Linked DNA regions of Homo sapiens: region 2 is linked to region 1. Evidence: chromatin contacts called from ENCODE Hi-C or POLR2A ChIA-PET data. All regions are on one chromosome and are shown on one strand. The core of a region is the stretch at or near the end of the contact, and the rest is flanking DNA. Distances in the headings are between cores, read along the strand shown.

Evidence for each region. Hi-C counts contacts between places; a loop is a spot of excess contacts on that map. ChIA-PET counts read pairs that join two places held with the same protein, here RNA polymerase II (POLR2A). Pooled maps may share reads with other maps.
Region 2: a loop to region 1 is called in a pooled map, with 3 times the contacts of the local background. The contact joins the promoter of LINC01252 here to the promoter of BCL2L14 in region 1. A Hi-C loop is called at or near these places in 7 of 50 pooled maps. POLR2A ChIA-PET finds 5 or more read pairs at or near these places in 5 of 52 experiments (activated CD4-positive, alpha-beta T cell, activated CD4-positive, alpha-beta memory T cell, activated T-cell and 2 more).

What each region holds. Positions count from the first base shown.
Region 1 is chr12:12,069,670-12,072,369 of GRCh38, forward strand. It overlaps BCL2L14 (BCL2 like 14), which reads left to right and starts at 1,270. Exons shown (of 6, transcript NM_138723.2): 1 at 1,270-1,468. RefSeq lists a silencer at 1-107 and an enhancer at 1,477-1,566.
Region 2 is chr12:11,546,605-11,549,304 of GRCh38, forward strand. It overlaps LINC01252 (long intergenic non-protein coding RNA 1252), which reads left to right and starts at 1,426. Exons shown (of 8, transcript NR_033890.1): 1 at 1,426-1,756. The region is part of intron 2 of LOC124902877 (a long non-coding RNA gene); the gene reads right to left.

The sequences.
Region 1 (2,700 bases), core at 20-2,519:
TGCACTCCAGCCTGGGCGACAGAGCAAGACTCCGTCTCAAAAAAAAAAAAAAAAAGGTGGCAAGTTTTTATAAAAAGAGAAAAATCATTCTTAGTATTTCTTTAATACCCTCTACATTGACCTCACTGGTGCAAAAAATATTAGTTTGCTGGTGAAAATTCACCTCGAGTTACTAAATATCTAACTTTCCCATAACTACCATCTGTTTGTCTCTTGTGGATCTGTTTGCCTAATATTTAAATGACCCATTCTTCCCCACTTTTACGAAAATAGCATTAATTCCCCTTTCACTATTCACACTTCCTTCATCGTCACAGTTTGACCAGCGGTCCAGGGTTTATGATCTCAAGCATGGCCATATATATCTATTTCACTTAAGACTCTGGAAAGAGCATAAAATCAGATGTAACTGTTTCCTATTTCATATAATAGGGAATTCCATCTCTAAAGTTATGACATTTGGCCTTTCAGTGGGTTTTTGTGGTTTTTACTATGGCTGTGCTTAGATTCCTTTTTGAACACTTTTCCAGTGGTTCCACTTGAACACAATCTTTGAGTCACATAGGAGAGGTGACATGATAGAGTGTAAAGCCAGAAAGAGCACGATTTGGATCTCAGCTCAACTGATAGGGATCCGTAGCAAGATACTTCACCTCTCTGAGCCTCAGTTTCCTCATCTGTGCAATGGGAATCGTAACGCCTGCCTCTCAATGTTGTTAAGATTAAATATGTTGGCCGGGCGCAGTGGCTTACGCCTGTAATCCCAGCACTTTGGGAGGCCGAGGAGGGCAGACCACCTGAGGCCAGGAGTTCGAGACCAACATGGTGAAACCCCTGTCTCTACTAAAAATACAAAAATTAGCCAGGCGTGCTGGTGCAAGCCTGTAATCCCAGAAACTCAGGAGGCTGAGATATGAGAATCGCTTGAACCCAGGAGGCGGAGGTTGCAGTGCGCCAAGATCGCACCACTGCACTCCAGCCTGGGCAACAGAGTGAAACTCTGTCTCAAAAAAAAAAAAAAGATTAAATATGTGTACAGTACCTGTACCATGTTAGGCGGTCAGTAAACATTTGTTTAACTAACAACTGATAAGGATAGTAAAGAAGTATCAGAACACCCACCTAGTTATCCCAAAGGGCAGGAAGAGTGCTAGGTAATGGATATAGAATTCCTTTTAGAGTCAAATTACACGGGCAAAGATCAGCCCCTCCTTCAATTAAAAAGCCAGGGGCAGGGCGTAATAAGGAAGTGGTTCTCCTTCTTTAAGCCTCTTTTCAGGCTGAGTCCTAAACCTGAAGAAAGTTTAGAGCCTGGGGCTCTAAACTACCTGAGTCTTTCCAAACGACAAGCCAAGAAGACCTGTTGAAAGTTTCCTCTTAAGTTTCGTGGAGAGAGACTCAGGTATAGAAATATCCTTACTGCCACCTGACCTGAAGCAGAAGAAATCACAGACAGCTTCCAGACCAGGTAACACCAGGAGGCACCAGTCTTCATCCTCAGCCTTTGCAGGAGGACACAGCCTGGTCTTTAGCTGTTTGCCAAATGAGGCAGTCTAATTCAGGGAGCTCTTTACTGGGTTTATTACAAAGTTCTTATCATGTAAGTCTCAGGACACAAAATGACATTGAGAATCTAGTTTAGCGGGGTTTCCAGGAAAGACGAAGAAAGGTTATTTAGGTTTCTCTTTCATTTCTCTTTTGCTACAAAGGGTTTGGGACATTCAGTTAAGAACACATTACTGGTTGAGGTATGTGACGTTACTCAGTCTTCTCTGCTTATGTATCTGGGGAGGTATGCAATGACATGACAGCCATTCCGTGGCCAGGGACACCACTGCCCAAGCTGGAGACCACGAGGATTCAGGGACTGAAGCCAGCATGGGAATTCCTGGTTTGAGATCAGAGTCCTGAGTACCTCGTGGGAACTTGGGCACTCATCCGCAGGAGGTCTAGACCCCCAGAGAATTCCTTGAGTCTAAGGCACAGGTAAATGGAAGACCCTTCTCTCTCCTCTCTCCCCTCTAGAAAGCTCCCTCCTCCCTGAGCTCCCTGTCCCCTTCTTTCCACAATCAGAGCCTCGGACCTTCTGTTTGGTGAATATGACCTGAGGCTCTGTCTAGCATTCAGCTTCTATTGTGGGAAGTTAAGGCACTTTCTCTCATTCCTCATTTCACCTTTAGTATTAAAGAACAGTCCAGGCAGAAGGCACGAAGAGCCTGAGAGGTCTGAAGTGAGGGGGAGAGGAGAGGGGCAGAAGGGGAGGCTCCGGACAACAGAACCAAGCTGAGCTTAGGATGTGCTGTGGGAGGCTCCGTGGGGATGAGTGTCAGTGCCCACGAGATCCACTCAGGCCTCAACTGTGTGTCCTGAGCACATGAAGTCAGCTCTTCTGCTGGGACAGCCACCAAGGGATTCTCCACACCCCTCACCGCTGGGACAGGCAGAGGCACAGCGAACCAGGTGTCCAGCGTAACTGGGGCACTGGGTGGTGGCCGCCTCTGTGTGTGGAAACACGAGGTGCTTGCTGCAGTTTCCTCTGTGTGCTTATCCGTTAGCTGCCACCCACCGGGAGGGAAGTGAAATCTCACCTCAACAAGTGAGTCCGCAGAGCGAGAACCGTGCGACAGTGCGTCTGCCAATACCTGGAATGTAGGTGTTCGTTGCAGTGTGGCCTTCCCAGCCGGCCTCTCAGCACACCCG
Region 2 (2,700 bases), core at 176-2,675, 520 kb before region 1:
TTTAAGCACTCATTTAAAAGAAAAGTCTTTTATTCCCTTATAATAGTATTAAATCATTAGCAAATGATTCTCAAAACTATTTTTTGAGTGCTCTCTTCTGTGTGAGAATGTAGGAAATGATGACCAAGTATACGAAGTTGGACATGCCTAGTCCCAGGTGGCCTTTTCCTATTGGCACAGCTGCTGGCATTCACCCGTGCAAGCTTCTAGCTTGCTTGTCTATGTCTGCAGCTTGATTTTACAGGCTGCTCATTGTAAGAAAAGAAAACGATTTGAGGGCTGCTTTTCATTAAAAGGAAAACCTTACTGAGGACTTCCTTACCCTCACTATCTGCCTAAATAATTTCTTCTTAACTCCTATATCACTTATAAGAGGAGAAAGCAGACACACAGGGGGAACTCAGTGTGACAGCACAGGCGGAGCCTGGAGGGATGCCCAGGAATGCCAAAGAGACGCACAGACTGGTTTCTCTCTCACAGCCCCCAGAAAAACCTAACCCTGCCAGTGAGAGGTGACAGCGTGCTGGCAGTCCTCACAGCCCTGCTCGCTCTCGGCGCCTCCTCTGCCTGGGCTCCCACTTTGGCGGCACTTGAGGAGCCCTTTAGCCCACCGCTGCACTGTGGGAGCCCCTTGCTGGGCTGGCCAAGGCCGGAGCCGGCTCCCTCAGCTTGCAGGGAGGTGTGGAGGGAGAGGCGCGGGCGGGAACAGGGGCTGCGCGCGGTGCTTCCGGGCCAGCGCGAGTTCCGGGTGGGCGTGGGCTCGGCGGACCCAGCACTCGGAGCGGCAGGCCGGCCCCACCAGCCCGAGCAGTGAAGGGCTTATCACCTGGGCCAGCAGCTGCTGTGCTCAATTTCTCGCCAGGCTTTAGCTGCCTTCCCGCGGGGCAGGGCTCGGGACCTGCAGCCCGCCATGCCTGAGCCTCCCCCACCTCCGTGGGCTCCTGTGCAGCCGGAGTCTCCCCGACAAGCGCCACCCCCTGCTCCGCGGAGCCCAGTCCCATCGACCACCCAAGGGCTGAGGAGTGCAGGCACACGGCACCGCACTGGCAGGCAGCTCCACCTGCAGCCCCGGTGGGGGATCCACTGGGTGAAGCCAGCTGGGCTCCTGAGTCTGGTGGGGACGTGGAGAACCTTTATGTGTAGCTCAGGGATTGTAAATACACCAATGGGCACTCTGTATCTAGCTCAAGGTTTGTAAACACACCAATCAGCACCCTGTGTCTAGCTCAGGGTTTGTGAATGCACCAATGGACACTCTGTATCTTGCTACTCTGGTGGGGACTTGGAGAACCTTTGTGTGGACACTCGGTATCTAGCTAGTTTGGTGGGGACGTGGAGAACCTTTGTGTCTAGCTCAGGGATTGTAAACGCACCAATCAGCGCCCTGTCAAAACAGACCATTGGCTCTACCAATCAGCAGGATGTGGGTTGGGCCAGATAAGAGAATATAAGCAGGCTGCCCGAGCCAGCAGTGGCAACGCGCTCGGGTCCCCTTCCACACTGTGGAGGCTTTGTCCTTTCGCTCTTTGCAATAACTCTTGCTACTGCTCACTCTTTGGGTTCACACTGCCTTTATGAGCTGTAACACTCACCGCGAAGGTCTGCAGCTTCACTCCTGAAGCCAGCGAGACCACGAACCCACCAGAAGGAAGAAACTCCAAACACATCTGAACATCAGAAGGAACAAACTCCGGACACGCCGCCTTTAAGAACTGTAACACTCACGCGAGGGTCCGCGGCTTCATTCTTGAAGTCGGTGAGACCAAGAACCCACCGATTCCGGACACACCAGCACCCGGATCTCAGACCTCTGGCCTCCGGAACTGTGAGAGAGTAACTTTCTGCTGTTTTAAGATACCCAGCTTGTGGTCATTTATTACAGCAGCCCTAGCAAACGAACCCAGTGTGGTTTGCAACTTCAGTTATAGCATCTACCATCAGCCCAATTCAAAAGACCATTTATTTAATCAGCAACGTTTCCCCCGTCACTCCTTATGGGGCAGTATCCACTGTAGGCTACTGATTCTACTTAGTGCTTTAAGTCAGCGTTGCCAGAATCATACTGAAACACATACCTGGGGCTTCTAGGGCATCTCCTAGTCAGCCTTGTCAAAATCAACAGTTTTGAAAATACGCTCTATGGCAGTCCTGAATTCCACAGGGGTGGAATTCAGAGCCGCTCTCCTCTTGTTTGTCGTATTTTATAAAATGGATATTTAATTCTGTTTCACTATTTGCTTTCATTACTAAAATTTCCCAAAATACATGAAAATAGAGGGTACTCGAAAAACCCAACTTTAAATAAAATAACCGTGAGTATTCTGCCATACTTGTTTCTGTGTTAATATAAGAATTTATTTGAAGAGTTCTGCTATAATGTTTTTAAATACTGGTTTCAATAACTCTCTTCCAATACAGATTACACTTTGTTAGCTCCAATAATTGCTGCATGGTGAATTTAGTCTATTGAAAAGGAAGTGTCAGGTCTGAGTGCCAATTATTGTACTTGACCCAAGGTAACTCTCTTTCAAGGTACTGCGTTGGGTTCCCACTGAATTATTTTACCACATTCGAAATCCTTCATCAGAAATTCAATGTCTTTTATTATGATACATGAAATGATCTAATAAATCTCACTGCACACTGTTACTTTGATTTCTCCAATGAACCACACCTCTCAGAATGCACGCCCTTGTATAG